Regions from separate parts of the Homo sapiens genome. Here region 1 is linked to region 2. A link is a loop called in an ENCODE intact Hi-C map of the cell type or tissue named here. Cell type or tissue: ovary. All regions are shown on one strand. Each heading gives the region's core, and the rest is flanking DNA. Links, peaks and the distances in the headings are about the cores only.

Region 1 (16,911 bases), core at 4,752-12,751, 97 kb before region 2:
AATTTAATTGTGCTTCGTTTCAGAAAATAACTAAACCCAGCGTGGAATAAACTCCAATGCTGATCAGTTTTCAAGAAGTTAACATAAGACAAAATTCTGCTAGAGGGCAGCAGCAATTTGGAATCATTAAAGGGAACCCATGTAAATAATAAAAACAAAACTAAAATGCAGAATTAAATTAAGGAATAGGAAATTAAATTTGGGAATCTAATCTAAAATTGAGGCCTTATATGCACAGGCTTACCCTGGCTTGGCTCTTCGCTCAGGAGTGCTCAGGAGAGGAGGTTCTGCAGAGTTTCCCACGACCAGGGAAGCGGCAGTCCCTCCTGGGTGGCAGTTTGCTGTTCTGGGAAGAGAGATGTGGGCTGAAGTGGGAGAAAGGGGGCTTTCCTCCCACGGGGTCAACTGTGATGAAGATGAAAGCCACATTGTCACAGATGCATCTGGATAGCTCATCCTGAGCCCTGGTGACCGGTTCAGGAGAACTGCCTGCAGCCAAGAGTCCAAGCTGCCACTCACTAGGAGGAAGCACAGGAAATGAGGCAGATGGTGCTGGGTGGCTGCTGGCCTGAGATGCTGGGAGTGGTCAGCCCTGGGCAAAGAAGCCGCGCCAGCCCTCCTTCACCTTTGGGCCCTGGGCACCCTTCCACAGGTGACCCAGCTCAGGACAGAGGCTGAGGGAGTTTCCTCCTGCCCGGGCAGTGGCCCCTAAGCAGGGTCCTGGCCTCCCCACCATCACCGTGAGAGCCCAGTTACAGATGGAGGAGACCCGGACTCCAGCAGCATCATGACAGGTCAGGCCTCCACCAGGCAAAATGAGAAAGGGAGGATGGGAAGGACGGGGTGTGGGGAGGAGGAGAGAGCCAACTTATAAAGTGTCTGCAAGTCAGATGTACAGTCAGGGGCAGAGTTAGCACCATGGCTCAGGCTTCATTATGTATTGATTTTTTAGACCCTGTCCCTGGGGTATTCTTTTTCTCTCCATATTCCTACCTCCTCTGGCTCTCTTCCTCTCTCTCTCCCACCTCCCTCCTCAAAATGAAAAGAGCTCAACCTTCTGAGTCAGACAGACTGATTTGGAGCCACAGTTCTTCCTCTTACTTGGTACTGGAGCTTCAACAAACTATTTTGCCTTCCTTAACCTCAGTTTCCTCATATGCAATGCTAATAATATCTGTCTCCTTGGTTTGTTACAAGGGCTAAATGCAAGAAAGCACTTGGCACAGAGCAGGTACTCAGGCACTTCTGCTTTTTTATTCTCTGTTTCACCAGTGCTTCTTCACATGCCACTCTCTACACACACATGCACACACGTGCACACATATGCACGCACAGGCTCCATCCTCTGCCAAAGGCCTTAGGCTGTGTTTCTAGAGCACCACAAGTAGTTAGAAAAAAAATAGTCCAGTCAATCAAATGCAATCAACTGCTTGCTTTGATTCACAAAGGCAAACATTCAAACAGATGGCCTTATCCCAGTATCAAAGTGAAGTTTTCCATTGCCATTTTCATTTGGAGTTCTACATGGATAAATTAGCCACCTTAAAATAGATCTCTTTTTTGAAAAAAGAAGAGAATACAAACAAGCAAAAAAAGTCTTAACTTGTTCTCATTTAATTCACATTTTGATCAAGAAACTAATGCACAAAATTGAGGCCACAATACTGATTGGTTAGTTAAACAGTGATTGCGTCTAAAACTATCAAAGATGGAGACCACAAGGACAAAAAAGGCTAAGAGTTCTGTCTTGAATTCCCTGGCTACTTTACCTTATCTTACTTTGCTAACTGCCTGCAGAGAGTATGTCAGTCTCTTGCCTGTCCCCTGATTTATACCTGTAAATTGAGGCACTATGAGGCACAACCAATCTCTGTTCTCCCAGAACAAACCCAGAAACCTCAGAGCAGCCACATGGTGTGGATCCAAAATCCATGGAAGATCCACCTTCAGTGTCAATGGAAAGGAAGCAGGAGAGCCACGCCCTGGCCTGAGGCTACCAGGGAGAAGGAAGGGTTACCCTGAAGGTGAGGATCAGGGCCAAGTAAGCCACAAGGTTGGCCTACACTTAGGTCCAGGGGCAAATGCTGGAAAATGACCCCTCAGCCTTTAAAAATTAAAGAAAAAGGCATGCAAATTTCTTAGACACATAAAACTCATAACATAAGACTTATCCAGGGAGCCCACCTGTTGAGGAGCTCAGCTGATGAGGGGTTAATTTCTAGAAGACTGGAGTAAGCGTGGTCAGTTAAACGGTATTATGGACTGCACGTTTCTATCCCCCGAAATTCATATGTTGAAACCCTAATTCGGAATAGGATGATATTAGGAGGTGGGGCGTTTGGGAGGTGATTCAGTTTAAATGAGGTCATGAGGATAGAGCTCCCATGATGGCATTAATGACCTTACAAGAAGAGAAAGAGACTAGAGTCATGTGAGGACACAGAGAAAAGACAGCCATCTGTCTTCTCTCCATGAAGAGGACCCTCACCAGATACCAGATCTGCTGGTGCCTTCATCTTAGACTTTCCAGCTTCCAAAACTGTGAGAAACAAGTGTTTGTTGTTTAAACTACCCAGTTTATGGTATTCTGTTGTAGCAGCCTGAACCGATAATGACAGATGGTTTCTGTATTTCTGATCTTCAATGAAAAACTCTGTTTCCAGAATATGAAACTGCCTGCCTGGGAGGGCTTTTGTGTGGAGGCAGTTCCCCCATCTTACCATGAAACCTGAAGTCATGTCTACCCAACAGAAGAGCTTTCAAGGTGGCTACACCCGAGAGGGAAACTAATTTGTTTCCCTAAAACAACTAAATTCCCTTCTATATGAAGTCCATATAGTTTGAGTTTGTGCAACCCATCCACCCAGGGATCCTTTCCCTGTTGGTAACTCTAATATTATTGCTGATAACACTAGTGAAAATAGTCAACATTCATGGAGAGCTTACTCGATGCCACACATTTGTTCTAAGTACTTCATAAGAATTATTTCATTTAATCCTTGCAACAACCATACGAGGTAGATATTATTATCCCCATTCTATAGATGAGGCAACTGAGGCCCAGAGAAACAGAGCAGCTAGCCCATTATAACAACAAAACACAGCAGCACCGGGGTTTGAATCCAGGCAATGCTCCAGATTCTGGAGTCTCCTAACCACTAAACAGCACTCCCTGTTGGTCACCAGCTCCCCCTGTCCACAAATCTATCTACAGTGACCCTAAATATAGGCCACATGGAAAAGAGAGTTCACCAGGCCTTTGGGAACTCATATCTGGAAAGCAGACTTGTGTTTACAAAATACCTTCCCACAGCTTTTCTCCCCTGGTCCTTGTGGAACATGGTGGCTAGGTCTTCATGGTCATCCTTGCCTTTCAGCAAACGCTGTGTCCTGGGCTCTGTGGGGTGTACGGTATAGAGACAAGACCATGCTTTATTCTGTCTCATGGATTAGCTTCTCACAGCCCATAAGGGCAACACAAGCTTGGCACCCAGCAGAACATTCCTGGAGGAAACAGCCTTGTCAGTGTGCAGGTACTCATTTAAATTCCAGACCCTGGTTTTTAAGACACCGATCTGCAATGGGCATATGTACTGTGATAGATGAAAACAGAAATGGTTTTCCACTGTATCTGTATTATTAGATTTGACCTACTATCGAAAGAGCAAAGAAAGAGTGGAAAATTAAAGGTGATTTGATATTAGCCTCCTATTCATATTAGAAAAAGTGACTGCTCTTGCGGTTTTCCTCACAGAGGTGTCTTTATTCATTTGACATGCCTTTAATAACTAATTCTAGTTGTCTGGTTGCCAGGAAAGATTTCCTACGGGCAGACTTGAAAGTGACTCGGAACTCTTTGCATGCCCGGCTTCAAATGATCCCAGAACAGCAAACATTCAGCTTCCCTCCAGACTTCTGAAGTGTGGGAATAACATGAAAGAATGAACAAGAATCATTCTGCAGCCTGCATATGCTATGAGCAGAGCTGCCTGGCAGAGGTTATGGCTCTGTCTACATGGACCAGGCATAGTGAGATTTGGAAATAATCTCATGCATTTGATCCATGGAGTCAGCCAAACCAAATGATTTATTTCAGGAAAATAAATCTACTTTGGGACCAGAATGGGGTAGGTCAGTCATAAACAGACTGAACTTTCCTCTCTCTGCATAGACCTGGAGTGGGCAGAGAAAGGCTGGGAAAACCACCACAATTGCTCTCATAGGGTCACAACCAAATAACTCATGCTATGAATATGTACACATATTTGCTACAATGGTCATTCATCTACTTACGGCAGGCTAAGTGGACGACATACATACATAAACTAATTCTCACAAGAATCCTACTTATGAGGTAATAGTATCATTATTCCCATTTTACAGATGGGAAAACTGAGCCTCTGAGATGTTCAATAATTTGCCCAGGACTCATAGTTTTGGAAGCAGAAGTTGGCTAGGTGTTCATCAGACATTTCTTTTTTTTCCTCCTGGGTACACAACAAGATGTCACTTTCCCTCCTGTGAAGTTAGATGCAGCCATCTGACTGAATTCTGACCCATAGAAAGTGGATAGAAGTGACATACATTATTTCCAGTTTCTGCCCATACATGATTCTCTCTTTTCCTATTCAGTGACTGAATGGAGAGGATTCTGAGGGCCTAGAAAGGGTAGAACCTGAATATGGAAGAATACAGGATTCTAAACAACTGTTTTCACCAGAGCCCCTTCATCAACCTGCATTGGATGGTGATATGAGCTAGAAATAACCTATTGCGTTAGCCACTGAAATGTGATGATTGCTGGTTCCAGCTGAAAACCTAAACTGATTAATGCAACTCATAAGGTGTTTCCAAACTCAAAAACTCTAACGTTCATGCTCTTAACCTTTTGCTTGTCTGTAACCACACTGGTTCTGATCAACTTATCCCCAGGGGACATTAGGAGATGTCCCCTTTTTTTGAGTACCAGTCTCCTTTCTGCTCTAGAGGTCCTGAGGTGGTGGTGTTTTCGCTTTCTGCTTTCCTACCTACGCAGACACATTTCCGTTGTTGTTGCTTTTTTTTTTTTTTAAGAAAATGTTAAAAGCTACACCTCCTATTTCTTAGTTAGTCTATCCCCGTTGTGGGGCTCTGCATATCCAAGCTGTCTTTGATTTCTCCTCTGCCATGTTATTAGTAACATCTGATCAATTACTTGTGTCTCTCCCATCCTTGCCCTTCACTCTATTTCCCCTTATCGGTCTCACCTGGTTTAATCACAGCACTCTCCAAACTTGCCTCTTCTCCTGCCCATCATCCAAAAGGACCTTCCTAAAACAGACCTGGTCCCATTATCCCCTGAATGAAATTTTTTCATGTAAAGTTTATTATATCATAATGCAAATACCCTTTAATCAAGCAATTCCACTTCTATGAATTTATAGATACATGCACAAAATGATGTACATACAAAGGTATTCACTCCATCATTGTTTGAAGGGGCAAAAGATTGGAAACACCAAATGTCCGTTAATAGAGTCTTATTACATCAACTATAGAATGCAGTGAACTCCACCTAAAAATCTCCAAGATTTATGGTTAAGTATAATGTGCAAGGTACAGGACGGTGTATATAATATACTAATATTGGTGTTTAAAAAGTAACAGGGAGATATATTTTCATATATGTTTACAAAGATATGGAATACCTTTGAAAGAACGCACAAGAAACTGGTAATAACAGCTGCTTCTGGAAAGGGAACTGAGTGACTAGGGCTCAGGGATGAGAAGGAGAAACACTTTTCAGTGAATATACAATTTGTGTTGTTTGAAGACTTCATGCATGTATTAACTTTAAAAAAAAATAAAATAAAACTGTGCTTCCTAGTGCTTCTTTGATGAAATCCGAATCCTGCAGGAAGAAAGAAAAGACTCTTCGAGTTCTGGCTCCAACACGTTTTTTCTGCTTGCTCTCTCACTCGACCACACTGTTCTCTGAACATTCCTGGTACTCCCTCATCTCTATGCCTTTGTTTAGGTCTCTCCCTCCCCTGGAAAGTCCCATCCCTATTCAGCAGAAACTAATCCATGTTATCTCCTTCGTTTTCTTTATAACTCTATATGATGGCCCTTTATCCCAGTTTGCTCTGTACGAGAGATGTGTCTTTCTTTCCTACAAGATGATATGTTGTCTTACACACAGAAAGTGTTCAAAATATGCCTGTGCCTTGAACCAAAGCTATAATTCTACATGTCTCAGCAATAGCTTCTAGAAATGGCTGGGAAGGGGGAAAGGGATGGGCTTACCCTTCCCCACAAAGAAGGAGTCAGATCTGAAATCTATCCCATTAGGTTGGAGGCTGGACTAGGTAAGTAATATATCTCAGCCTGGGACACTGGAACATTCTGCAAGAATGGACCTCCTTCCTCTGGTTCACTCCCAAGGCCACTTCCCCATCCCCAGTCTCTTTGCCCAAAGACCAACAAGTCAATGGTGCCGCTATGCTCAAGACTGAAATTGTCTCTTTGGCATCAGGATGACTGCATGATGCTTTCTGGAGAGAGACATCCATTGCCCTAGACCACAGTCTGGGGTTTAAACTCAGTTGTCACAATTATTTGAAGCCTATTAAGTTTATTTATGTTCCAAAGCAGGTCCACTAGAGAAGGACCATCATAGTCGTAAATATCAGGGCTGCTGTTCTCCAGACCCAGCTGTGCCTCTATGCCCCTCCCCTTCTCAGTGCTACAGGCCCTGCTTACAGACTGGAGCCAGGTGCTCAGATTCGGTAAAGTACCCATGCCCTGTTCAATCAATTCTGCAGGCCCAGCTAGTCAACACACACTTCTACACATTCTGTGCAGCGGGAGTATATTTGAACAAGACTCGGATATCCATGGGAGTGATGGCATCTTCTAGTCCTGTCCATGTTGAATACATAAGGTTCAGGAGTCCACGCTTTTACCTCCAAGACTCATGCGGACCTAAGGACTGGTGCTGAACCCTGGGCAGAGTTAGGAACCCTTCTAATGCAACTAGAATCTTTAAGAAAACAAAGGACTGATTGCATGTCTGCTGAAAGATGCTTTCAGAGTTCTTGGCTGCGTGAGGGTTTCATCATTTTGCCCATCAGTGTGGTTTAAAGGAGACCACTTAATCCCAAGAGCAGTGTTTTCCAAAGCATATCCCATTGTACACTGGTCTTGTAAAATGAGAAAGTAAAGATGATTGTGTAGTCAAAAAGTTTATGAAACACTGGATACTAGATCCTCATCTGGGGAGATTCACAGTGCACTTTGCATATTAGAGGGCCTGAGAAGTCCTGCAATAAAGAAATTTGTTTAACTCAGTGTGATCTAAACATGTTTCACAAAAGAATCATTTTTTGGTGACAGCGATGGGTATCCCTTGATAGCAGTGTTACATTGAGTGCCTTTGGGGAAAGCTGCCTTTAGAAATGTGTGTGTGTGTGTGTGTGTGTGTGTGTGTGTGTGTGTGTGTGTGTGTGTCCCTTACCTGCAGAGCTTCCTGAGGCTTGGTCTAGGGGGAGGAACACTTCTCTACCTTCTGCCTCCCTGTCTTCCAGTTCCCAAGTCTTAAGCTGGCCAACACACCTGCCCAGGTACAGGTGTTCTTCCTTTCTCTGCTGGCTCTTTTTTCTCTGTCCCAGCCCAGGATGTTGGAGGGAGGAAGAGGAAATGTCAGCTTCAACTTCAACCAACTGGCCCATTGCTCACCCACCTGTAGTTTGGCCCACAGTCTGATTTAATATCCACTGTTTCTTGTTTTTAAAGAATGAGACTGAAAAATTACTCTTTACTCTTCTTCCCAAACTGTTCTCCAAGTTTTCTTCTCCCAGGAAGCCTCACCTGTGAGCATGCACTGTTGGTTTAGGGCAGTGGTTGTCAAATTTTGGTCCCTGGATCAGCAGCGAAGCAACAGCATCACCTAGGAACTTGCTAGAATTGCAAATTCTCAGACTCCCACTGAATTAGACACTCTAGAGGTAGAGCCCAGCAATTTTTGTTTTAACAAGCCCTCCAGGTGATTCTGACGCAAACCATTAGCCTAGGGTGTTGGAAATCTCTTTCACTGAGCAGGTTCTATTTTACCTCATTCGTTTTCTGCATATGTTTTTATTTATACCACACCAAATTCCGAAAAGGATGAGGACAACCAATACTGAAATACTTAGGTGCTAGCACAATTAAAACAAGTGTACAAACACTCTTCCTCCCAATAACTGTCTGGCTCACTCCCTCACCTCCTCCAGGTCTCAGACAGGCCCTCCTTGATCATTTCCGAAATGTCAATCTCCTCTCACTGCCCTCCTACTCCCTATCCTCCTCTACTTTATCTTTCTCCTTAGCATTGATTATTATGTAATATCTATACAATTTATACGTTTTTATTTTTTCTCTCCTCCCTTGAATATAAGCTCCATGGGGCAGGGCTTTTCATCTATTTTGTTCCCTACTTCATCCCCAGCACTAGAATGCTTCCTGCTTCAATAAACATTTGTTCAGTAGACAACCCTTATCATAAGGAGGCAGGAGAGGTCTGCTGTGGTGATGAAACAGAATTTTACTCTGAGCTTGCTAGCAGTCAAAGAGTTACAAAGATCTCTTTATCAAATAACAGGAAATCAGAAAGTCCTTTTGGGAAAGACAGAATCAGCCCAGACCCCCATTTTGCCCTGTGTGCTCCCTGGGTGGGTAACAGCTATTTCTGATAATGTCCCTGGGAAGCTCTGTGCTCATCTCAGAGCAGCCTGGAAGCCTCAACCAGCTTCTATCTCCACCGATTCAATCCCAGGGAAGTTTTTCTTTTTTCTCCAGTGAGAAATGGGCAGACTCCTCCCAAAGATGTCCGTGCTGAACTTGTCTCCTGGCAGGACATGCAAAAGGGCACACAAATTACAGGAAAATGTCTGCTTGTTGAATCAGTTTTGTAGGTTAAATACGGTGGGACAGGAGGGAAGGGGCAGGAGAGCGTTCAACCATACTGAGTTCTTTTTTAAACTGCCTGGAAGGGTAGCCCCCACCTGGGGAGAATGTATCTAGCACTGATAAATTTATAAAGTATTTGACCTTTAATCAATCCTAATATTTTCAATCCGCAGAGCCTTCTTAAACGCCTACAGCCCTGCCCCTAGGCCCCTATTCATCACAATTACTGCTCCAACTGTCGGAGGCAGGGCATGAAATGGCGCACGCTGACGTCCAATATTTTATCACTAATAAAGAGAAACATCCCAAGTATTTGCACAGTTCTGATACTTTCCAGCCCCGAGCCCAGGAAAAGGGGGAGTGTGGTGATTTATGCTCACTGCCAGGCATTGTTAATTGGGCTCTGGGCTAGAGGCCCTGGAGCTGCTTTTCTTTGCTTCCCAACCATGAACCAGGATGTGCAGAGAGCAGTGGGTCAGGGGTGTAGGAGAGGCCTGCAGAGCACAGTGTAGGCCCTCACTTGGTATCTGGGAAGTGCTAGAAAACACTAGAAAGGGCAGTTTTTCAAAATCAAGGCTTGGCAAGTGCTTGCCTCCACTGGTGGCTTTGTAAACAGATCCAATGTTTATGAGCAATCTCCTTCCACTTGTTGCCACTGCTGGGCTGCAATCCTCCCCACCTTCCTTGTCGCGCCTTCCTGCCCCTCCCCCACCCCATCCCCAGTCAGGGTCTGGAGTCCAGCCCCATTTCCTTCTCAGTTCAAAGTCCCTCCCTCTCTGCCTCCCTGCTCCAAGCAGAGGGAAGCTCAGTTTCCAGTCACGGCATTCAGACAACCCACAGGCTGCATCTATATGGCACCCAAACATCTGGATGAAATGTAAACAAAACAAGCAGATGTTTCTCTTTCATTACAGCAGGTGCCTCTGCAGTGCCCTCAGCCTGGGGCTGAAAGGGAAGGGCTCCCTCTGGGGTCCAAGATCCCAGAGGGAGTTTGGGAGGGCTGCATACCCTTGACCTATCAAGGAGCTAGTCCCTTGGGTGTCATAGACAGAGATGAGCAAACAAAGCCAGATACTCCTAGGGAAAAGAGGCTGGTAAAACTGACAATGGAGGATGGTGTTTGTGAGGACAGAATGAAAGGTTCAGGAACTGGGGGCAAAAGAAGGAGATGCCAATGGAAATCAGTGGAGGAAGACATTGATTTCAAATCCCTCTCTAATTTCATTATGATGAAGAGTTTCCTGAGCCTCCACATTCCACACCACTGCCTTCTAGGAAAAAAAGCAAGACATGGCCTGCACAAACCTCCGTCTTAGTCCAGGGTCTCCTGTGCAAGAGGAGTTGGGATCCAGAAAGAGAGGATGTCCTGGGGCTTGGATGACCGGGGGTTTCAAAAACAGCACAAACCTCCCCTTTCTCAGGCCATCTTCCACCTAACAGGAGACAAATGGATGCATCACATTGAACTAATAAAGGTGGGTTGAGAGGTTCATGAAAGGGATAATTGAGGAAGGACAGCGGGACAACAGACCATGAAGAACAGAGTGATAACAGCCACAGAGAACCAGAGGCAAAAACAGATGAATTGGTTTCCATTTGCCTTCCCTTCACTCCTGCCAGACCCTCTATCCTGACTCTGTGTGGTCCACTAACATACTCCCCCAGTGCAGTCCCTGAACACTTACCCTGATCCTCTCCTCTGCTCCCCAAGCCCTGTGTGTGACACTCACACTCCCCCAGGTCTCTCCTCTACTCCTCAAACCCCAGGTGCACTGACACACTCTCCAATCCTGTCCCCCACTTCCCTAGCCCCTGGGTGTAACACTCAACACACTCCCAGTCCTGTCCCCCTCCCCCAGTCCTGTGTGACACTGAACACACTCCCCCAGTCTTCTCGCCCATTCCCTAGTCTCTGTGTGTGACACTGAATACACTCAATCATGACCCCTACCTCCCCAGCCTCTAGGTATAATGCTAAACACACTCCTAGTCCTGTTCCTTACTCCCCCAGCCTCTGGGCATTGTGTTAAACACAGTCCTCCAGTCCTCTCCCCCACTCCTCTAGCCCCGCGTGTAACACTGGGCACACTCTTCTGGCCGTCTGCCCTTTCTCAGTCTTGGGTGCAACACTAACACGCCCTCCAGTCCTATCCCCCATGCTCCCAACCCTTGGGTAAGGCACTGCTCCCACACTCAATGGGGAGCCAAGGAACAGTTACACTCCCTTGGCTCCTCCACTGTCTGTCACAACAAACACATTCCTCAGGGCCACCTTCCTTGGTGGCAGCTGTTTTACCCTACTATCTGCAGAAAGACTCTCAGGTCCCTACTGTGATCCTGTGTGCCAGCCCAGCACAACAAGTATTGTGGAGACAAGGGGAGAGAGAGAGAAATGGGAGACAGAGGAGAGAGAGTGGGGATGGCAGCACTGGTGAGGATTGCAGCTCCTCATCCATCCATTGATACTGGATTTTGTGTCAAAGGCAAACATTTTCCTTTGACCTCAGTGTTCCTGTCTGCAACGCTGAGCTGCAATCTGGCATCAAGCACCCTGGGAAAAGGGCTGATTGCCACAGAGAGTTGAGAATTCAAGAACTGGACTCTGGTTAGGACCGGGTCAGACACAACATGGAGAAAGAGGATTATATCTTGGTAGGGAGGTAGCATTTTTGTTTGGTTTTTCTTGCTTTTCTTATGAAACAGGAAGTGCCAAGCAATGCCCCCAGGTTTTGGGGTTTCCAAGTGAAGAATTTTACCCCTGATAACCACAGTAACCCCTGAAAGAAGTGGAGGCTTTCCTTTCATATTTCGGGGGGCTGGGAGGGGCAAGGAGTAGGAATCAGACACAAAGAAAACTGAAGTATGGGTGATCCAATTCCCCTTCCCCCAAGTAGCCTTGCTTTTTAGCTCCATGGGTTAGAAGTTTATGGGAATTCTGGATCCATGGTTTCCTATGGTCTCTTTTACAGATCTTGTTAATTTATTACCCTTGGTTACACTTTTAATGGAAATCATGAAGAAATGGCAAAGGAAACATGAGCTAATTTTTTTTCCAGTGACACATTTCACTGCTATTTAAATAGCTGTTTTGCCAAACCAAACACAGCGCTTACAGCCAGCGGTGACACATGAAGGAGATCACTGTGGCCGATCCTGCCTGCGGCATCCAGAACAGGCGAGACTTTCTCTCAGCTTCCCCAAGGGCCGGACGCCAAGGGGGGCGGGTAGGAGAGCTGGAGCCTGGGGCACAGCTGGAGCCCCAGAGCTGGGTGCGTGCAGCTTCCACCCACCCTGGGCACGGCTGCTTCTCTGTTGCCTCCTGTCCACTCCTTACCCCTGAGGAGCCCTGGGGTAACTGTTTTCTCCCAGCAGCCTGGGGGACCCCCCAGAGTGGGCCACAGCAAGAGCACCAGCAGGGCCTCCTGGCCCTCACTGCAGGATGATCTGCTCAGGCCTTTAGTGGGGAACATTACTGGGTTGCATAAAACCAGAGACAGACTTTGGGGAAGCCCTGGCCATCTCGGTTCCAGTTCTGTGGTGGCGGCAACAGTGGTACTGTGACCACGCTCACACAGGGTGCCTTTGTTAGGCAATCCCAGAGCCTGTGACTTCTCCTCCTCAGAAATGTTGGCCTCTGATGCACTCTTGCTCCCCAACTTGGGGACCGTGATGTCACCAAGCATTTATGAGCTTCTCAAGAAGCCAATTGAGACTTGCGGCATTTGGCGAGAGAAACTCCGGGGCCTGGGATGTTGGAGAAGAGGAAGAGGCCACAATCTGTGGCGATGGCTGGTGCAGGAGGAATGGAGGGGAAACTGTTCACAGCAGCCAAGTCAGAGCCTCCCCAGGGTTAAAAAATGCAGTGGGATTGAGGGAGGCAAAGCGCTTAGGGTCTGACATGAGGGCTGTGGAGACCTTGATTCATTTGTCCAATCTCGGCAGCCCTGTGACAGACAGCCCAGTGGCACCAACATTCTCCCCATGAGCTCTGCTAATGAACAGCAGGAAGGGGCAATCCAAGAAGCAGGCACGAAATGGGGAGAGAATGTTCTGGAGGGAGGAGCCCGAGCCAGCAGGAACTAGGATTTCAGCCCCACCCAGGCCCTGCTGGGTCCTGAACAAGTCTAGCTACTTCTCCAATTCCCCCTCCGTGGGATGCTCTGTGGCCCCCAAAGCCCTCTGCCAGTGTCAAGGTGGCAGAGCCGAGGGGCCATGACAGAATCTGGGCAGCAGGCCTGCTGGCACCCTGGGAGAAACCACTCTCCGTCCTCTGCTTTTCAGGGAGAAAACCCACATTAGCGAGACTGGGGAGAGAAGTTAACTGTCATCTTCCCTTTGCCAAAAATTATATTAAATTCACTGACCACATTTTTCCAAACCCAAGTGCAGAGGACATTAGATCAACGCACACTGGCTGGGCTCTGGTGCGCCGGGCACCCCACACATTTCATTTTGCATTATTAATATTTAAACCAAAGCAGCTGTTTGCACACACAGAGCCCAGAGCCTGCCCAAGACTCCTGTGGAGACTTCTTTCTGGGATCAGACGCACCAGCTAGGAAGCACGTTGTTGACCCTAAGGACTTTGAATTTCCCCAAGCAGACATTCATTGGTCAGCGATGGATGAGATTTCTGGGATATTTCCGAGCAAGGGGAACTGCTGGTTTATTGGCAAGTGCAGATTCTGATGATCTGGCTTCACTGAAATTCCTTGAGGAACTAAGTAGTAGGGCCCACCCGGAGCAGATTTTTGAGAGGGGTGAAAGTATCTCTTTAGGCACCAACCTCCCCTCTGAGCCCTATTCTGCCAAGCATTTTGCACCATAGAGCCTGGAGTCCTCCTCCTGGGCATTTGCAAGTTAAAGCCTCATCTCTAAGCCTGGCTGGGAGACTCTTGCCTGAGTCCTGCCCTGCAACCTGATGCACCACAGCCCCTTCCCAAGCTGCCTCAACTCTCACCTTCAGCCTTGTGCTCCAGCCACCACAGTCTGCTCTGTTTTCCAGACACACTAAATTCTGTCTTTCCACAGACGATCTGCTATTTCTGCTTGCCTTTGAAATCTCAGGACAAAATTCACCTCTTCTCTGCTACCCCCTCTTCCCTCTAGGACAAATTAATTACTCTTCTCTCCTTCCATCATACTTTGTCCCCCTTTATTTTGACATATATCTCAGTACATTGCAAATCTTTGTTTCTATACCTGCACTTTCAGCGCACACCACGCTTTAAATAGAGTATATTATGTAATTCTTTTTTTTTTTTTTTTTTTTTTGAGGTGGAGTCTCATTCTGTCACCCAGGCTGGAGTGCAATGTGCAATGGCGTGATCTCGGCTCACTGCAACCTCTGCTTCCCAGGTTCAAGCGATTCTCCTGCCTCAGCCTTCCGAGTAGCTGGGATTCCAGGTGTGTGCCACCATGCCCGGCTAATTTTTGTATTTTTAGTAGAGACGGGGTTTCACCATGTTGGTCAGGCTAGTCTCGAGTTCCTGACCCCATGATCCTCCCACCTCAGCCTCCCAAAGTGCTAGGATTACAAGTGTGAGCCACCATGCCTGGCATATTTATGTAATTCTTACAACAACCCTCTGACGTAGGTACTATAATTATCCCCATTTTACAGATGACAAATCTGAGACTTGGAGATTCTGAATAGCTTATCTAAGGTTACATAGTTAGAAAGTATCCGTTTTCCCCACCACCCCAAAACTATGAGCTCCTCAAAGAAGGGGTCATTGCCTTATGCATCCAGGGCCTACGTAACATATTGTCTCATTATAAGTGCTCAGTAAGTGTTTGTCAAAATAATTTTCTTTTTTTTTTTTTTGAGAGGGAGTTTCGCTCTCGTAGCCCAGGCTGTAGTGCAGTGGAGCAATCTTGGCTCACTGCAACCTCTGCATCCTGGGTTCAAGTGATTCTCCTCCCTCAGCCTCCCAAGTAGCTGGGATTACAGGCATGTGCCACCACCCCTAGCCAATTGTTGCATTTTTAGTAGAGACAGGGTTTCGCCATGTTGGTCAGGCTGGTTTTGAACTCCTGACCTCAGGTGATCCACCCACTGCAGCCTCCCAAAGTGCTGGGATTACAGGTGTGAGCCACCATGCCCAGCCTCAAAATAAAATTAAATAGAGTAAACGGAAGTATTTTCTCAGGTCGGGACCTGCTGAGATGCCCTCATGTCACCATTTTCTTTAGGCTACAGCCCCAACCCTGGCTCCTGGAGAAAGAGGAGTATAAATGCAGCAGTAAGCCAGACCGGGATTCAAATTCCCATTCCACCTGAATTTAAACTAACCGCGTCTCTGTTTTTCCATTTGCAAACTGGTGAAAATAATAGTACCAACCTTAATTTAATTATTACAATAACCAATTCAGTCCTGCCTGAGCCAGATTAGAGAAGAGAGGAGGAGGTCATGGCCCACAGGAAAATTGTAAGGATTAAATGAAGTGATATGTGGGGAGCATCTAGCCCATTTTGCCACATTTATAGACATACACGTTGATGTCTTGGGACACCGAAGTGCTTTGACGGCAACGATGATGACAATGTGTTAGACTGCCATATAGTGCCTTATAGGGCTCCACATGGATATCTTCAATTAGCCCTCACAATTATTATAAGCCTAGTATTACTGTCATGATCCTGTTCTAGACATCTGGAGCTGTGGAACAAACCACCCCCCCAAAAAGTAGTGCCTTAAGACAGTAACATTTGTTTTGCTCACAAATCTGCAATTTGAGCAGGGCTCAGTGGGGAAGCCCCTTCTCCCTCCTCGGTTCAGCACCAGCTGGGCCAGTAGAAGACTGAGGGCCAGAATCATCTGATGACTCTCATGTGTCTGGCCATTGATACTGGTTGTCGGCTGAGACTTGAGCTGGGACCCTCAGCCAGAACCTACATATACCCTCTCTGCATGGCCTGGGCTTCCTCACAGTATGGCGGGCAATTTCCAGTTCTGGCGTGGGGGTGAAAGAGAGAGCATGCCAGCGGAAGCCACATGCGTTTTGTAACCTAGCCTAGGCGGTCACATGAAGTCACCTCTGATGCATTTATTTGTTAAGGCAGTCACAAAGACCTGTCCAGATTCAAGGGAAGGGGACATGGCCTCCACCTCTCAATGGAAAGTGACAAGGTTCTGGAAGAGCATGTGGGACTGGAAATACTGCTGTGGTCTTTTATGAAAAACACACAGGGGAGAACATTGAGGCTCAGGGGGACCGGGGAAGGGACTGGCACAAGAGCACAGCGCCCACGAGTGACAAGACCAGAACCTGAACCCGGGTCTTCTGACTCCAAACCCTGTGCTTTTCCCACTGCACAATGGGATGACCGATCCCACTGACTGGGGCTTCAGAAGGGTCTGGCCCCTCTCCATATCACAGGGCCTTTCAAAGCACCCACCCCCTCACACACACACCTGCCCACAGCCTGAATTACTTCCACCATCCTTCTCCTTGCTGGGCCTGGTGAGAAGAGCTCCTGAATGGGCTGGACCCACTCTGCTGCTTCACTGCCCAGGCCAAGCTGAGGGAAGCCAGTGGGAAGTGGGGCCCACCAGGAGCTAGAAACAGGGAGGCCCAGTACTCGGGGGTGAGGGCGGGAGGGAATGACAGTGAGAGCAGTGTGTGGGATGTGTAATTCCAGACGACAGCAGGAGCTAAGAAGACTGGGTAATTTGGGGAATTTTTGGAAAATGTGAGTGTGATGTCAGCCTCAGTGAAAGAGAGAGGAAGACTGGAAGGGGGCCGGGGGCTGTCCTGGGGGGCCGGCAGGGGAAGGTGAGGGGAGTCGAGTTGTAATGGAAGGAACAGTTTATTAGTCTAGAAAAGTTTAACTTGAAGCACACAACCCCCACCCCGCACCACCCCTCTGCCCAGTGCCAGCAAATCACACAGATGTGGTTACAACCCATACTGGTGAGCCCTGGTTGAATCCAGGGGAAGAGATGGGAATGCACTGATTTCTTCACAGATTGTTAAGTG
Region 2 (15,236 bases), core at 2,732-10,731:
GCCCACTCCCCACTGGGCTCCGTCACTCTGCTGGACTTCCGCCCTCGGCAGTTTGTGCTGGTGGATGGGGAGCTCAAAGTGACGGACCTGGATGACGCACGTGTGGAGGAGACGCCGTGTGCAGGCAGCACCGACTGCATACTCGAGTTTCCGGCCAGGAACTTCACCCTGCCCTGCTCAGCCCAGGGCTGGTGCGAGGGCATGAACGAGAAGCGGAACCTCTATAATGCCTACAGGTGACCTCCACCCCTGACTCGGGAACTCCATCGAAGGAGAATGGGCCAGGAGGGCATGGCAGGAAGAGAGCCAACGTGGAGGCCAGCTGGGCAGGGAGACTCAGCCTTGACCAGAGCAAGGGAAGGCTTCTACCCTGTCCAGAAGGGAACATTCAGGCCTCTGATGGAGAGGCTAAAAATAGACAGCTCCAAGGAGAATCCGGGTTAGGGGGTGGCAGCTGGAGGCTTCTTAAAATAGTGTTGGACTCGGAGCCTAGGGCTGGTGGAACTGGCACTTTTCCCTTCCCACCCAGGCCCTTGTGCTCTGGGAAATTCCTCACTGGGCCCCAGCCATGGGGCTGCTCCGACACCGGGAGTCAGTCAGGGGATAATGTGGGGCTGGGAGGTGGGCAAGTCCTGGGAAGGGTTGGGAAGCAGGCCCCTGGTTTCGGTTAGTATGAAGTTAGGTGTGGTGTTAGCATGTGCCCAGAACCCTCCCCCGAGGCTGAGTAGACTTCACTGCGTTCTGCCTGGTTGCTAGGCCTGAGGGATCCGGCTCCCTGGCCAGGTTAGCGTTCTGCCCCAGGTTGGAATAGAGGAAGGATGTGTCTCCAAAGGCTGGATTCCTGAGCCACTGGTTTCCCTCTGCCACAGGTTTTTCTTCACATACCTCCTGCCTCACAGTGCCCCGCCTTCACTGCGTCCTCTGCTGGACAGCATCGTCAACGCCACAGGTGAGCTCTCCAGGGCCCATCTGCTTCCAGGCACCTACCCCACCCCCACCCGCCAGCAAAAGTGGGGAGAAAAATAACCCAGGGCAGCAGGGGTTCTAGAAACCATCACTTCCTAAGGTGGCATTCTGCCGCAACCTCCCCGCTCCCCCGCCCTCTGTTCACTGGGGCACAGGCTCTGGAGGCAGAGGTGGGAGCAGCTGGCTGCTGACTTCAGGGAGGAGTGGGAGCCCCAGGCATCCTGTCTTAGCCACACTGCACTCTGCAGGAGAGCTCGCCTGGGGGGTGGACGAGACCCTGGCCCAGCTGGAGAAGGTGCTGCACCTGTACCGGAGCGGGCAGTATCTGCAGAACTCCACGGCAAGCAGCAGTACCGGTGAGTGGCCCCAAGCTGATCCACAGGGAAGCAAGAAACAGGTGGGAGGGTGAATGACCCCGCCCAATTAGGCTAAGTGGCTCACCCTTTCTCTGGGGACCCTTGTCTCCAAAGGCCACTGTAGGGGCTCACATAGAATCATGGAGGGGCTGACATGGACTAATTTGAGGTTCCATCTCTAGCTGAGCTAGAGCAACTATAATTCTGCCTTCAACCTGGGGTTGGGCACTGATACCCCTACTCTGGATGGCTCCAAACCCTATCATGTACTGGCTATATGACTTTGAGCAAGTTACCCCTTGAACCTCACTTTCCTCATCTGTGAATTGGGTTCACTATTACCCACCTCACCAAATTCTTATGGGAATTAAATGTCAGGTGAAATGTGTGAAAGCAATTAGTGCAGTTCCTATGACACAGCTGGAACGCAGTATATGTTTGCTTCCCTTTCCTTCCTCTAACCTCCCGGGGCTAGAAGGGCACTGCATGTTAGGGAAGGCACACACTGAAACCAGCCAAGAAGCCCCAGGGCAGGGGGAGAATTCTGGCCACTGGTTTCAGGCTGTGGTCCTTCTGCTGAAGCCCTGGGGTTTAGCTGGGGTTGGCAGGGGTTGAGGGGTGAGCAGGTTTCATATTCAAGGAGTTCTGGCTAGTCTTAGGGGTGGGGGAGCCCTGTTAGCCCTGTAAATAAAGTTTAACGAGGTGAACAATGGCTGGCTCTGTCCCTGAGGATGCTGTTTATGGGGCTGTAAATCACAGTCAGCCCTGGACTTTGGTCTAGTCCCTGGTAGAAGGAGGCAGGAGGGTGGGGTGGCCAGAGGCCCAGGGCTTCTGCATTATCAGTCCAGAGCTGGGGCTCTCCAGGCAGTGGGAAAGACAGGAGCAAACAAGAGGCCAGCAGCTGAGGAGCTCACTGATTGTGAGTTTTCAGAGCTTCTGAGGCTCTCTCTGTAGAATGAGATCTCAGATTTTCCCTCCAGCCCCCTCCCCACTCTAGCCATGGATTTTTTGCATTTTAGTCCATTTGCATGCCTCTTAACTTCAAAAACCCCGACTCCCTTCCATCCCAGGCCCTTCTGAGGAACTTGCCTAACTTCTCTCCCCAAGGCCAGGAGAAAATGTGAATGAGGGTTGCTCTGAACCCTTGCAGGCCACACTGGATGCTGGTTAGAAGTACAGATTCTCAGTTCTACCCCAGACCTACAGAATCAGAATCTTCATTTGGTTGGGCATGGTGGCTTACACCTGTAATCCCAGCACTTCGGGAGGCTGAGATGGGAGGATCCCTTGAGCCCAGGATTTCAAGGCTGTAGTAAGCTATGATTGTGTCACTGCACTCTAGTCTAGGCAACAGAGTGAGACCCCATCAAAAAAAAAAAGAAAAAAAAAGAAAAGAAAAAGAATCTGCATTTTAACAAGAGTCCTTGGTAATTCACATGCACATTGAAGTTTGAGAAGCCTGGCTCCAACTGTCTAAAATGTCCTGGCCTCAGCAATTAGCCTAGACAGCTGGGACTCCATGTGTCCCTGTATATGTCTGTACCCCTTTCATGTGCCTGCTATCTTGTACTGCCTGACCAAGCTATGTGCCCTTAGATTTGGGAAATATGTATCTCCTGAAAATCAAGTCTGTGCTTTGTCTTTATTGAGCAGTCAGCCCTGTTTCAACAGTGGTAGCTGCCTTCATCTGCGTGCTAGAGGGCTGGGCTGGACTTCAGCTTTCACCTAGGAAATGAGTCTTGCTGCCCTTTCCAGAAAGTGACACATCCTTGGGCACTCAAACCTGGGCATACAGAATTCTCATTTTACTCCATCCCCAACCCACAGAGTACCAGTGTATCCCAGACAGCACCATCCCCCAGGAAGACTACCGCTGCTGGCCATCCTACCACCACGGGAGCTGCCTCCTTTCAGTGTTCAACCTGGCTGAGGCTGTGGATGTCTGTGAGAGCCATGCCCAGTGTCGGGCCTTTGTGGTCACCAACCAGACCACCTGGACAGGTGAGCCAGTGGGAGAAGCCCTTCCAAGGGAGATGGCAGGACCTCTCTGGAGGTTGATAGATAGTGATCCCCCATCGGAAGTCAGAGGGGGTGCTGAGGTGATGAGAGAGAGGTATACGTGTCTTCAAGGCAGTCAAATTAGGGAGAATGGTCTTGCCTCCAGAAAGAGAAACATCCAGCCCTGTTACCTCTCACCTCTGCCCCCCAGGTCGGCAGCTGGTCTTTTTCAAGACTGGATGGAGCCAAGTGGTCCCTGATCCCAACAAGACCACATATGTGAAGGCCTCTGGCTGACCTATCTGAGGGCTCGGCTGACCAGCTGACTATCCTCAGCAGCTGGGCTTGCCTGTGGAGGGAGTGACTTGCACTGGCAGCACTGCATGTCACCTGGGAACCCCTGCAGACAAAGCTAACATCCCAGACAGACAGATGTGACCAGGACAAACGTGCAATAATGCCAAATGTTAAAATGTGAGTTTACCAGCCTAGCTATGGGACTGCTGGCTCCTAGTCCAGGAATCATGGGGGTATGACTGCCTCTCCAACCCTGTGGGCTGTAAGCAAGCTCAGGCTAGTCTCCCCACTGGGGGCTGTGCCCCTCCCTGGGACGGTTCCGTGGGCAGCCCCATCACTGTGTTCAATAGTGTGAGAATGTAGCTAAAGCCCCTGCTGCTGCTGCTGCACATGCCACAGCAGGCGGTGGGGGCTGCGTGGGGACAATCCATCGTGGAGTGTTCTCTCAGCTTAGGTCTGGACAGGAGACTTGGCGGGAGATGCTCCAGGATGTGGGTGATTCTGTACCTGGGGAGGCTATCTCTGACCTCCCGACAGGGGACACTCCCAGGCCAGCCCAGGGGTCAGGGGCAGAGGTGCACACCTCAGCATGAGCCAAGACTGGGGTCAGGGAGCAGGTGTGGTTTGAGCCAGGACCTGGGGCGGGGGTGGGGCCGGGGCCTTTCTGCCTCATTTGCTTTCAATGAAAGCCTCAAAGCAGCCAAAACCAGGCTTTCCCCCTTCCTCGAGTTTGAATATCCAGAATCTTTTGTACTTCTTGTTGGTTAAATTGTTTATTTTTGTAAAAAATAAAATAAAATTAGTTAATAAAATGATGTTTCACAGCAAACTCTTCCCTAATGACAGTTTCTTAGGTTGTGACTTCTTGGTCCTCAGTTATATCCTTGGTATATGTTTGTGGGGATGCATGTGTCACAGGGGAAGATGAGTGAAATCTCAGCAGCAAACCCTGAAGTCATCACAAAGTGTTTTCAGGCCCTGCTCCCACCCATGGTGCCCACCTCCTGCTGGGTCTTCCACATCGTGTCCCCAAAAAAGACATGGGGACTCCCTTTTCCCCCAAGGAAGTTCTCATTTTTACAGACCGGCTTCTTATGTATGAAGCCCTAACCCAGTGGAATAATGTCCTCATGGTGAGATGTCAGCCATGAAGGGGTCACAAGGAGCACCCGAACAACCTGCAGGTGGGTCAGCTTTACCTCTGCCCAGGGTTGGACCTGGCCTGGGCCCACCACAAGGTCATGGGCACTAAGCTTTTCTGAGTCTTTCCCTGAACATGAAATATATGAACATTCAGAAGAAAGGAGGGTCTGTGGAAAGACCAGCTTCCACTTTGTCAATTTTAGGAGGGAAGGTCTAGCTGGGCTATATCGAAGTCCAGAGCAAAAACAAGAACCTGCGGGTTTAGGATCACACGGAGGCCAGAGAGCTCCGCCATGAATGCAGGGCTTCTGACTTGAAACCCATATCTTCTCTCCTATACACCATTCTACTTTTAGAATATTCTGGATGGGCACAAACCTTTGGAGGCTTTAAAAAGAATAACCAAACTTTAACCTGATTTCTCCTCAACAGACGTGGTTGGTGTAATTTGTCACATAACAAGATGTCCCTGTAGTTCGAGGTGACTGAGGAGCCGTATTTGCTCTGCAGCCCTAGTCATAGTCGCCGCTCTGACCCTCAGGGTTGCAGCTCACCACTGCCATCCCCAGCCCACACACCCCACATCTTGCCTCTGGTGTTGGGCTTGTTGATTGTGGGATTGTGGGTGGAGGGGAGAGGCAGAGCCTCCACAAAGCCTCACACCATGACAATGCAGCCAAATCCTGCCATGCTCACCACCCTCAGACCATCCTTAACCCTCGAAGGAGGACCTCAGCTTCCATCACCCTCGGGCCTCCTTCCCTAGCTGAACTCACTCCATGCAACATGCATAGCCCACCCCACGCAATCCAGTACTGGACTTTACACAATCCTCTATTACCCTCCAACAGTCATATGGCCTGTGGGGCTCTGAGGGCCGGAGGAACCGCATCCACCAAGGAGGCACAAGGCGGGGCCAGAAGTGATGAGAACCTGAGGGGAGGGGGCTGGGCCAGGAAGTTTGCGAGGGCTGCACAGTCCAGAGGGACCCAAGGACCCAGTAATAACCAGGAGAGAGGCCCGCAGGGCTCAGGAACCACAGGACTCTGGGGAAAAAGACCAAAGTGAACCAAGTACTGCCTTCCTGGCTTTGAGAGATTTCCAGACGAGGGGTTCACCAGCCCCTGGAGAGGGACAGAGGGAAATAATACTTCCAGAGGACCAGGCTCTGGCCTCAGCAAGGTACAAAATTATTCCAATTCTAGCCCAGAAAACTGAAGCCCAGGTAACAGCTGCTAAGTGTTTCAGCAAGCATTCTAATCCAGCCTCCCTCCAAGCCTGCGCTCTGTCCGGTAGTACGGAGTGCTGCCTCCGAGAAGGGACCCATTGCAGCAGGAAGAGTGTAAGCTAGAGTTAGGGAAGCGCCTCCTTCCTGTGAGTGTGTAACAAACCGAAATGGAGGTCCCGCAAGGCATAACATCTTTTTAGAAAGACTGACACACAGTGGCTGAAGGGGATGGTGGACGGCTCCTTCCTTAGTGAGTGAGCCTTGTCCCAGAACCTATTTCTGGGGGCAAAAATGGCCAGATTCAGTCCTGCAGAGTCAAGAGAAGGGCATTTGCAACTGGGAATGGAGAAGGGATGGAGTGCCAGAAAGAAAGGGGAGGTAAAGGAAAGCCTGAAGCAAAATCATTCCTCTCCCAGATGACCTTTCACAGAGAGCCACCTGTTTCAGCCAGAAACACAACGCCACCTCCCCTTCCACCCACCAAGCCACGTTCTTCCTACTCCACTGCAATGCTAGTGATACCCGGGTGTAGTGAACAGAAAAAATATATTCACCCAACTGAAGCCTCAGGTGACATGCGCCAGAGGAGGGAAGGCAAGGGTGGGGATTGGGAAGGGATCCTTTTCTGAATTGGGGAAAGGATCCCCCAGTTGTGTTCCTGAATTGAGGAAGCAATGCAGGAGGGCAGTATGACCTAGTGGTTCCCCGTGAGGCTCTGGAGCCAGCCAAAGCTGGGCAGGAGTCCCAGACAGTTCTGCTTTTTGCTCAGTGTGATCTGGTTCATGACAACCTCCCTGAGCCTCCATTTCCTCATCTGCAAATTTCAGATGGATAATCTGCTTCACAGCAGCCTTACGGAAACTGAATAAAATCCTGCCTTAGCCAGGGTCAGCAAACGGTACATGCTTAGGAAATACTGGCTGATGCTGTCATTGTTATTATTTATTAGCGAGCTAAGCCCTCAGTGTTATCCATGGCCTGGCCTGGAAGAACATCCAGGTCAACTGCGGAGGACGAAGGCACGAGCTGGACTGCCCACCCCTTGACTCTGCAGCCCCCGCCCCACCCCGCCCTCCCACCATAGGGAATAGGGCCTTCAACTGCGGGAGGTGGGGCCCGGCTCTCTGGGTCAGTGCCCTGGGAGTTCAGTGTGTGGTAGACAGAAGGAGGAAGAGGATTAACATGAAAGCAGAAAATGGGATTAGGAGGCCTCAGGATAATGTGCCCACCCACCCCCCATCCATGACAACAGCTTCTTGCTTTCACTCTGTGGCTTCTGGAGCCCGAAGCATGTAAGACTTGGTTGTCCCTGCTCCTGAGGGCAGAGCCAGGAAAGGAGACTTGGACTCTGAGCATGAGACTACTCAGTTGACTAGGAAGAGGGGCAGGGCTGTAGCTGGCTGCAGGCCAGGCCTGCGTGACTTTCTGTGCACTTTCTCATTTAATCCTTACGGCAACTCTGAGAGGTGGGTGATGGCCCAGAGGGGTGAAGAGCAGGGATCCAAGCCTAGGCTGTTGCCCCCAAAAGCCTGTGTTCCTTTCCCTCCACCCAGAAGCACACCCAGTTATTGCCCTAAACCCATAGGAGCAATGATCCACTCACACCTGCCACCTCCCCTGGATCATCCACAAAAGTGAGGATGTCCCAAGGACCCTGACCTTAAAGGACCCCTTTGAGGTCTATGTGAAGAACTTTTATGTTTCTCTGTTCACCTCTCCGTGAACCCCAGCCAAGGCTACCCCCTGAGGTAGACAAAGTGCCACATCATTCCCACCTACGGGAAGGAGATAGACCAAGATATTTCTAATAATTGCCTCTTAAGCTCTAGAGGATCCCTACAACTGTGTTTGGGGGAAGTTCCTTCTCCCACTCTCATTCCAGTCAAGGGCCCTGTCAGTCTCCTTTTCTCAGCATTTTAACGACTTGTTGTCCTGGCCCATCCTACCCAGCCCTAGGCCCTCTGGCCTCATTCCAGCTCCAGAAAGCCTCTCCTAGGATGCAGAAAAAAGAACTTTTCCCTCTATCATTCAAGGCCCCAACAGGAAACAGAGAGCACAGTGTGCATAAGACCCATTTACAAATGTGTAGGTCCAAAGGATAGCTATGACCTGAGCCAGTGGCAGCCAAGCTATTTCCATCTCTATCCCCCACCAAAGGAAGGGAGTGGGAGCTATTACCAGAACTCAGAACCTGGAAGAAGAACCCAGGAGTCATGTAGAGTTGGCACTTGAAGAAGTGACCAAAGGACACCACCAGACAGGGTGACCCCACAAGGTGGGACATATACTCTCACCACACATTCCGTCCTCACTCCCCCAGTCTCCTGCTGAGCTCCCCATTGGCCAAACTCAACTTGAAGGCAGAGGGCTAAGGAACTCAATGTGCTCACCTAAGAGCTGGTCAGGAGCACCCCATCTCACCTCACATCTTTGGGATTTTGTTTGGCTTGAGGGGAAGGCAAGAGATGACTTTTTTGTTCCCAGTTCCATCCTTAGATATTCAGCAATTTGTTGTTGTTTGAATGAAGTCACACTTTTGGGCCCAATCCTGCAGAAAGTCCCTTACAGCATGCATTCTCAACAGAGCTACCATCATTCCCAAGGAGACAACACTTGGTTCTTGGGAGATGGAAAGTCTTAGATATCACAATGGTTTATGGCCCTGCAAAGGGCCACAGGACATAAACAGAAATGCAATATTCCATGCTATTAAAATTTCATGGAAGGTGGTGGCAACTGGGGGAAAGGTAGGTTAAAAAAAGTACTTGGTGGGGGTGGGGGATAATAATGGAAAACAGGTTGAGAAGCACTGGATTATAGTGACCCAAAATCTTTCCTTGGGCTGTCACTGAGAGCTTCAAATCTCTCATCCTCAAAGGTGCAGCTTATACTATTATTTTCTAAACTGGTATATATGATGTATTCACTATTATTTTCTAAACTGATATATATGATGTATTTACATGTATTCTCTTTACACATCCATAAAAACAAAGTTCAGGCTGGGTGCGGTGGCTCACGCCTGTAAACCGAGCACTTTGGGAGGCCGAGGCGGGCAGATCACTTGAGTTCAGGAGTTCGAGACCAGCCTGGCCAACATGATGAAACCCCAAGTCTACTAAAATACAAAATTAACTGGGCATGGTGGCAGGCACCTGTACTCCCAGCTACTCGGGAGGCTGAGTCAGGAGAATCACTTGAACCCTGGAGGCGGAGGTTGCAGTGAGCTGAGATCCTGCCATTGCACTCCAGCCTGGGCAAAAAGAGCAAAACTCAATCTCAAAAAAAAAAAAAAAGAAAAACTGCAATTCAAATGCTTTACTCAACCTGCCCTTGTCCATGGGGAACATGTTCAGCCATTCTTGAGCCCTCTGTATCTTCCTGCATCTCACAGCCCTTTGCTGGTATTTGCCTACTTGGAAGAGCTCAAGGTCATTGGCAAGCCAGAAGATTTCAATGTACACTCATTCTTCTCTCAACAGATCAAGCCACAAAATATTTCTTGGATGCTAGTCACTGTAATGAATCCAGAAATATCAACCATGCTCTGCCTTTCAGGAGCCCACTAAGTCACTGGAGATGTCACAATTCAAGGTGATATATGATCCATGACTCTATGGCGATGGGGATGATTTCCACATGTGACTTGTGAAAGCAAAAGGGCTTGATAGTCACATCTCAAATCATTAAGGGCCAGTTAACTTGGTCCCCCCAGGAGCATCAATTCCCCAGCAGGAGCCCCACAGTTCACATTTTTCCATCCAGATAAAGACTTGTTTATCCTTACTCTTTATTCCTTATCTCTAAGCCAGTTCCCTATTTGTTTCCAACATTCTCTCCATTCCCATGGTGACTCAACTCCTTTAACATGCTTTGGTGTGGCACCTGTCAGAGGACGCTTGAAAGTGTAAGGAGATTGTGTCTCCTGTTTCCCCCTTATCCGCACACTTATTCTGACCCTTCACAAAGCTCTAGTAGATTAGGGAAGCATGATTTCTCCTTACCAAAGACAGGCTGCCTTTCCACAGGAGGTGGAGTTTTCTCAAGCACCCGTAATCCTGCCCTGAGAGGTTCTGTCAGCTTGCCTGGCATGGAAACTAAACTCTCGCACCATTTCCCAGAGACCCCTCTGGTGCCTTCGGTTCTTCAGCACGAGGGTCAGTCTCAAGAAAAGGCTCTCATTTTGTCCTATGCTTCCATGATGTCAATCTTCTTATTTATTGGCAGCAGGCTGGACTGGGGGGTGGCAGGGGGTGCAGAGAGGGGATACAAAACAAAAACAAAACATACAGTGTGCCTTACTTTCCATTGCTTGGAGATTTCAGGCACTGTAATTCATCTGAACTTGTGCAGAAGATAATAGTAAGGTTATCTGTATCACATTTCATTTTATGACATATCACCTTGTTTACACCGCTCTTTGGGTTGTATATGGGATATAGATTACCTTTAAACACTCTGGTTTTGTTTAGTCCTTTTATTCTGCCATCAATAAAAAGTTTTAAAGGCAACCATTGTTCTAAGAAATGACTATTGCACTTAGGGCACAAAGCTACTTTAATTGAGAAAGACAGATTATCTTGTACCTTGGCCTCCCGTATCTTATTGAAGCAGGCTTTGATGCCGTGCGGAGTCTTCTGACTCCATCGTTGAGCTATGCAGCATTCTGCAGTTATTAAGAGCAAATGAATTTCTTCTTTAAACACAGACCTCTGCTTAGCACATTTAGTACTATTTGACTTGGGTCTCAAGATAGTGCTATACCCGGAATGGACTTCGCATGCCGAATTTTTTTAGAAATTACCCACAATCCTATCACATATGCTGAAGTGACCTTTTTTTTCCTATAGGCTCTCCAACAATGTGCTGAGATGAAGAGATTTCTACAGGGTACTTTCGGGTTAGGAACTTACAGGTTAACTCTTTAATGCTCAAGTCTTTATGTAATCCATTCATGCTGCTTCTGAAAATATATTCTTAGCAAATAATTCAAAATATGAAAAGATTCAGATGCACACAGATGCTCCTTGCAACATTATTTAGAATAACAAAAATGAGAACTGTTTGGCAATATGAGAAAATGTATAAATTATACTGTTAAATGAAAAAGCAGTATGCAACCCATATATTCAACTATGTAAGAATAAATTTGGAGGCTGGGCACGGTGGCTCACACCTATAATCCCAGCATTTGGGTGGCTGAGGCTGGCGGGTCACTTGAGGCCAGGCGTTCCAGACCAGCCTGGCCAACATGGTGAAACCCTGTCTCTACGAAAAATACAAAAAAAATTAGCTGGGCATGGTGGCGTGTGCCTGTAATCCCAGCTACTCAGGAGGCTGAGACTTGAGAATCACTTGAACCAGGGAAGCGGAGGTTTCAGTGATCTGCAGTCCAGTCTGGGTGACAGAGTGAGACTCCATCTCAAAAAAAAAAAAAAAAAAAAAAAAAAAAAGAGAGCCCCCCCCCCGCCGCCCATCTCAAAAAAAATAGTGGAAGAGACTGGAAGGAAATACACAAAAACCAGTAATTTTGCAAGGATGACAAAGGTATTTTTCTTTTATATATATATTTTATTATACTTTAAGTTCTAGGGTACATGAGCACGATGTGCAGGTTTGTTACATATGTATACATGTGCCATGTTGGTGTGCTGCACCCATTAACTTGTCATTTACATTAGGTATATCTCCTAATGCTATCCTTCCCCCCTCCCCCCACCCCACAGCAGGCCCCAGTGTGTAATGTTCCCCTTCCTGTGTCCAAGTGTTCTCATTGTTCAATTCCCACCTATGAGTGAGAACATGCGGTGTTCGGTTTTTTGTCCTTGTGATAGTTGCTGAGAATGATGGTTTCCAGCTTCATCCATGTCCCTACGAAGGACCTGAACTCATCATTTTTTATGGCTGCATAGTATTCCATGGTGTGTATGTGCCACATTTTCTTAATCCAGTCTATCATTGTTGGACATTTGGGTTGGTTCCAAGTCTTGGCTATTGTGAGTAGTGCCGCAATAAACATACGTGTGCATGTGTCTTTATAGCAGCATGATTTATATTCCTTTGGGTATATACCCAGTAATGGGATGGCTGGGTAAAATGGTATTTCTAGTTCTAGATCCCTGAGGAATCGCCACACTGTCTTCCACAATGGTTGAACTAGTTTACAGTCCCACCAACAGTGTAAAAGTGTTCCTATTTTTCCACATCCTCTCCAGCACATGTTGTTTCCTGACTTTTTAATGATCGCCATTCTAACTGGTGTGAGCTGATATCTCATTGTGGTTTTGATTTGCATTTCTCTGATGGCCAGTGATGATGAGCATTTTTTCATGTGTCTGTTGGCTGCATAAATGTCTTCTTTTGAGAAGTGTCTGTTCATACCCTTTGCCCACTTTTTGATGGGGTTGTTTGTTTTCTTCTTGTAAATTTGTTTGAGGTTCTTTGTAGATTCTGGATATTAGCCCTTTGTCAGATGAGTAGATTGCAAAAATTTTCTCCCATTCCATAGGGTGCCTGTTCGCTCTGATGGTAGTTTCTTTTGCTGTGCAGAAGCTCTTTAGTTTAATTAGATCCCATTTGTCAATTTGGCTTTTGTTGCCATTGCTTTTGGTGTTTTAGACATGAAGTCCTTGCCCATGCCTATGTCCCGAATGGTAATGCCTAGGTTTTCTTCTAGGGTTTTTATGGTTTTAGGTCTAACATTTAAGTCTTTAATCCATCTTGAATTAATTTTTGTATAAGGTGTAAGGAAGAGATCCAGTTTCAGCTTTCTACATATGGCTAGCCAGTTTTCCCAGCGCCATTTGTTAAATAGGGAAGCCTTTCCCCATTTCTTGTTTTTGACAAAGGTATTTTTCTTTATTGCCAAACCTTTTATATGTGTTGTGATTTTTTTTTTTTTTTTTTTTTTTTTTGAGATGGAGTTTCACTCTTGTTGCCCAGGCTGGAGTGCAATGGCGTAATCTCAGCTCACTGCAACCTCCACCTCCCAGGTTCAAGGGATTCTCCTGCCTCAGCCTCCCAAGTAGCTAGGATTATAGGCATGCGCCATCACGCCCGGCTAATTTTGTATTTTTAGTAGAGATGGGATTTCACCATATTAGTCATGGTGGTCTTGAACTCCTGACTTCAGGTGATCCACCCGCCTTGGCCTCCCAAAATCCTTGCTGGGATTACAAGCATGAGCCACTGCGCCCGGCTGTGTCATGATTTTGTCTGGTTAATACAAATGGTTTTATTTATATTGTCTTTCAACGTCTTAAAAAAGAAGTTCGATCTTTCTGCCTAAAATGGGACCAAAATCTCCCATTTTGTTATATAACCTTTATTTATCCTGGACTGTTGGAAAGTCAGCCCCACTAATTCTTTGATGCCTAACAAGTGTTTGATGGCCTACTACAGGAGCTGGAATCACAAATGACTATAGAGCCAGCAGGGAAGGGATCAGTGGTGCCTAAGGCCACCTGGAGAACTTAGGCGTGATTTGCATAGGTATTTCAAGAAAGCTGGAATTTTTTGTGACTCTCCTGATTTGTACACTTTGGCTACTTGTTCAAATTCAAAATTAAAATGAAATAAAAAGACATTTGTGGGCCAAACAGAAAATGTCTAAAAGCTGGATTCAACCGGCTGGCAGTGATTTTATGACCTCTGGCACGAGACCCATTTCTGAAGTTATAACCAGCTGCCTGATTTCTTAGCACTCAGACAACCAAACCTTCTCCATGTCCTTCCGTCCCTTCTTCCTTGGCGAGCCCTGCACCACTCCCGACCATGCGACGAGGGTGATGAAGAACATTGGTCCTCAGAATTAGGAAGGCTTGTGAATCTGTCCCTCCTTGGAAGCATTTCTCCTGCCAGAACATGAAAGCTGGAGACATTTTTGTTATTAATTCATTTCTCTGTCTGTCGCTTACATTTAGTGTGGCTGTGAGGAATGAATTTGATGGTGTTCAAATATGACCAATTTCATCCTTAAGCCCTTCTCAGTTGTCAGATGGTGCCAGCCAGTCCTAGGCTCTGTTTCCAGTTTGCTGTCAATCTGACTTCAGCAGTCAGTGTGTTCGTCACTGTTTATTCCAATACCACTGCCCTGTCTGGCACACTGGCCAGCTTCAGAGGACTGACCTTAAAAGGTGGCCACCTCTTCTGCTCCAGCTCCACTTCCCCTGTCTCCCTCCCCCTCTCATCGTTGGGAGCATCTTTGGCATCTCCGCCACGGAGGGATCCTATCTGCCTCTATGCTGGCGTCTGCTTCTGATCTCTCATGAAAGGCTTCAGGCAACCTCCACTTCCAGAAAATGATCCTTTTCCCTGCAGTGACCCTAGGGCTTTGCCACACAGATTTCCCACTGTTCTCGGATCCCTGGATATTGGCCCCTGGACTTGCAGTAAGGTGCAACAGACACCCCAGGACTAACCATCATCCCCAGTCCCCAGCACACCAAGGACCATCTGGTGCCATGAGGTTGACGTGACATCTCTGCTGCCCTGGGGGCATTGGAAAACTGCATCAGCATGGTCTTATAGGAGCTTGTGCACTGATCAATGAATTAATCACCAATCAATAAACGAATGAGCTGAGGCTCACCACTTAGTCATTTTAGCTTCTGTACAGTGAAGCGTCCCTCCCTTCTCCATGCAGGACCCGTTGTGGTTACGAATGCCTCCTATTAGTTCTTTGTTTATTTGGGGCATTGCAGATGCTGCCAGATGTTTACTTTTAACGTGAGGAGAATTACACCACTCCTGTGGTTGTGGAGAAAGAAGGGGGAGCTCAGGGCTGCGAAGGTGGGAAGTCCCTCCACAGCCCAGTCACTGGGAGTTCCTTCCCGCTCCCCTCCAGATGTGGCCCAGCCCCTACCCCATTTTGTCAAGTCAGCAGATCCCGACTATTCCAAGCATGGAGGGCCTGACAGCCTCCAGAGCCCAGGCAGCAGCACATATGGCCCAGCATGTGGTGTGCACATATGTAACTCCGAGGTCACGCCGGGCTCCACCAGCCCTCCCCGCACTCAGACCAGGACTCTCACTGCAGAGTCCCCGTCTCACCTGGCCCTTTAAAACAGCTCCCTCCTTGACAAGATCAAAAGGCAGAATTACCTTTTGAATTATTGGAGCTGCTGGAAAATGACACTGTTGGCAGGTATGGCCATGGTACTACCCCAAGACTAACCTTGGAACCCCACAAAGCCTGACCTATTTGCAGCAACACCTCTCAGCCTGCAAAGTCCATTAGAATTGGTGGG

What was found. A loop is a pair of places that touch in the nucleus more often than their neighbours do. Peaks named below come from ENCODE experiments on the same cell type or tissue, not always from the same donor. Only the 100,000 strongest peaks of a DNase experiment are listed, where the experiment ranks them.
Region 1: a loop joins it to region 2, with 2.6 times the contacts of the local background. A loop is called at or near these places in 7 of 110 quality-filtered maps.

Annotation. Positions count from the first base shown.
Region 1 is chr2:41,954,579-41,971,489 of GRCh38, forward strand. No RefSeq gene overlaps it. Among named protein-coding and RNA genes, the nearest start is that of LINC02898, 9.2 kb to the left of the region's middle. RefSeq lists silencers at 1,125-1,174, 1,185-1,264, 13,411-13,705 and enhancers at 8,305-14,082, 12,344-12,403, 12,514-12,563. In ovary, for the core only: no CTCF peak of the experiment used is centred there; DNase peaks (open chromatin) are centred at 9,313, 9,403, 11,053, 12,083 and 2 weaker places; H3K27ac peaks cover 4,068 bases.
Region 2 is chr2:42,054,072-42,069,307 of GRCh38, forward strand. PKDCC (protein kinase domain containing, cytoplasmic) reads left to right here. Exons shown (of 7, transcript NM_138370.3): 3 at 1-236; 4 at 870-949; 5 at 1,215-1,322; 6 at 3,150-3,323; 7 at 3,532-4,446. The coding sequence ends at 3,617. Among named protein-coding and RNA genes, the nearest start is that of PKDCC, 14 kb to the left of the region's middle. RefSeq lists enhancers at 1-154, 4,022-4,522, 6,013-6,082 and a silencer at 14,956-15,120. In ovary, for the core only: no CTCF peak of the experiment used is centred there; DNase peaks (open chromatin) are centred at 5,992, 6,720, 7,120 and 8,270; H3K27ac peaks cover 3,986 bases.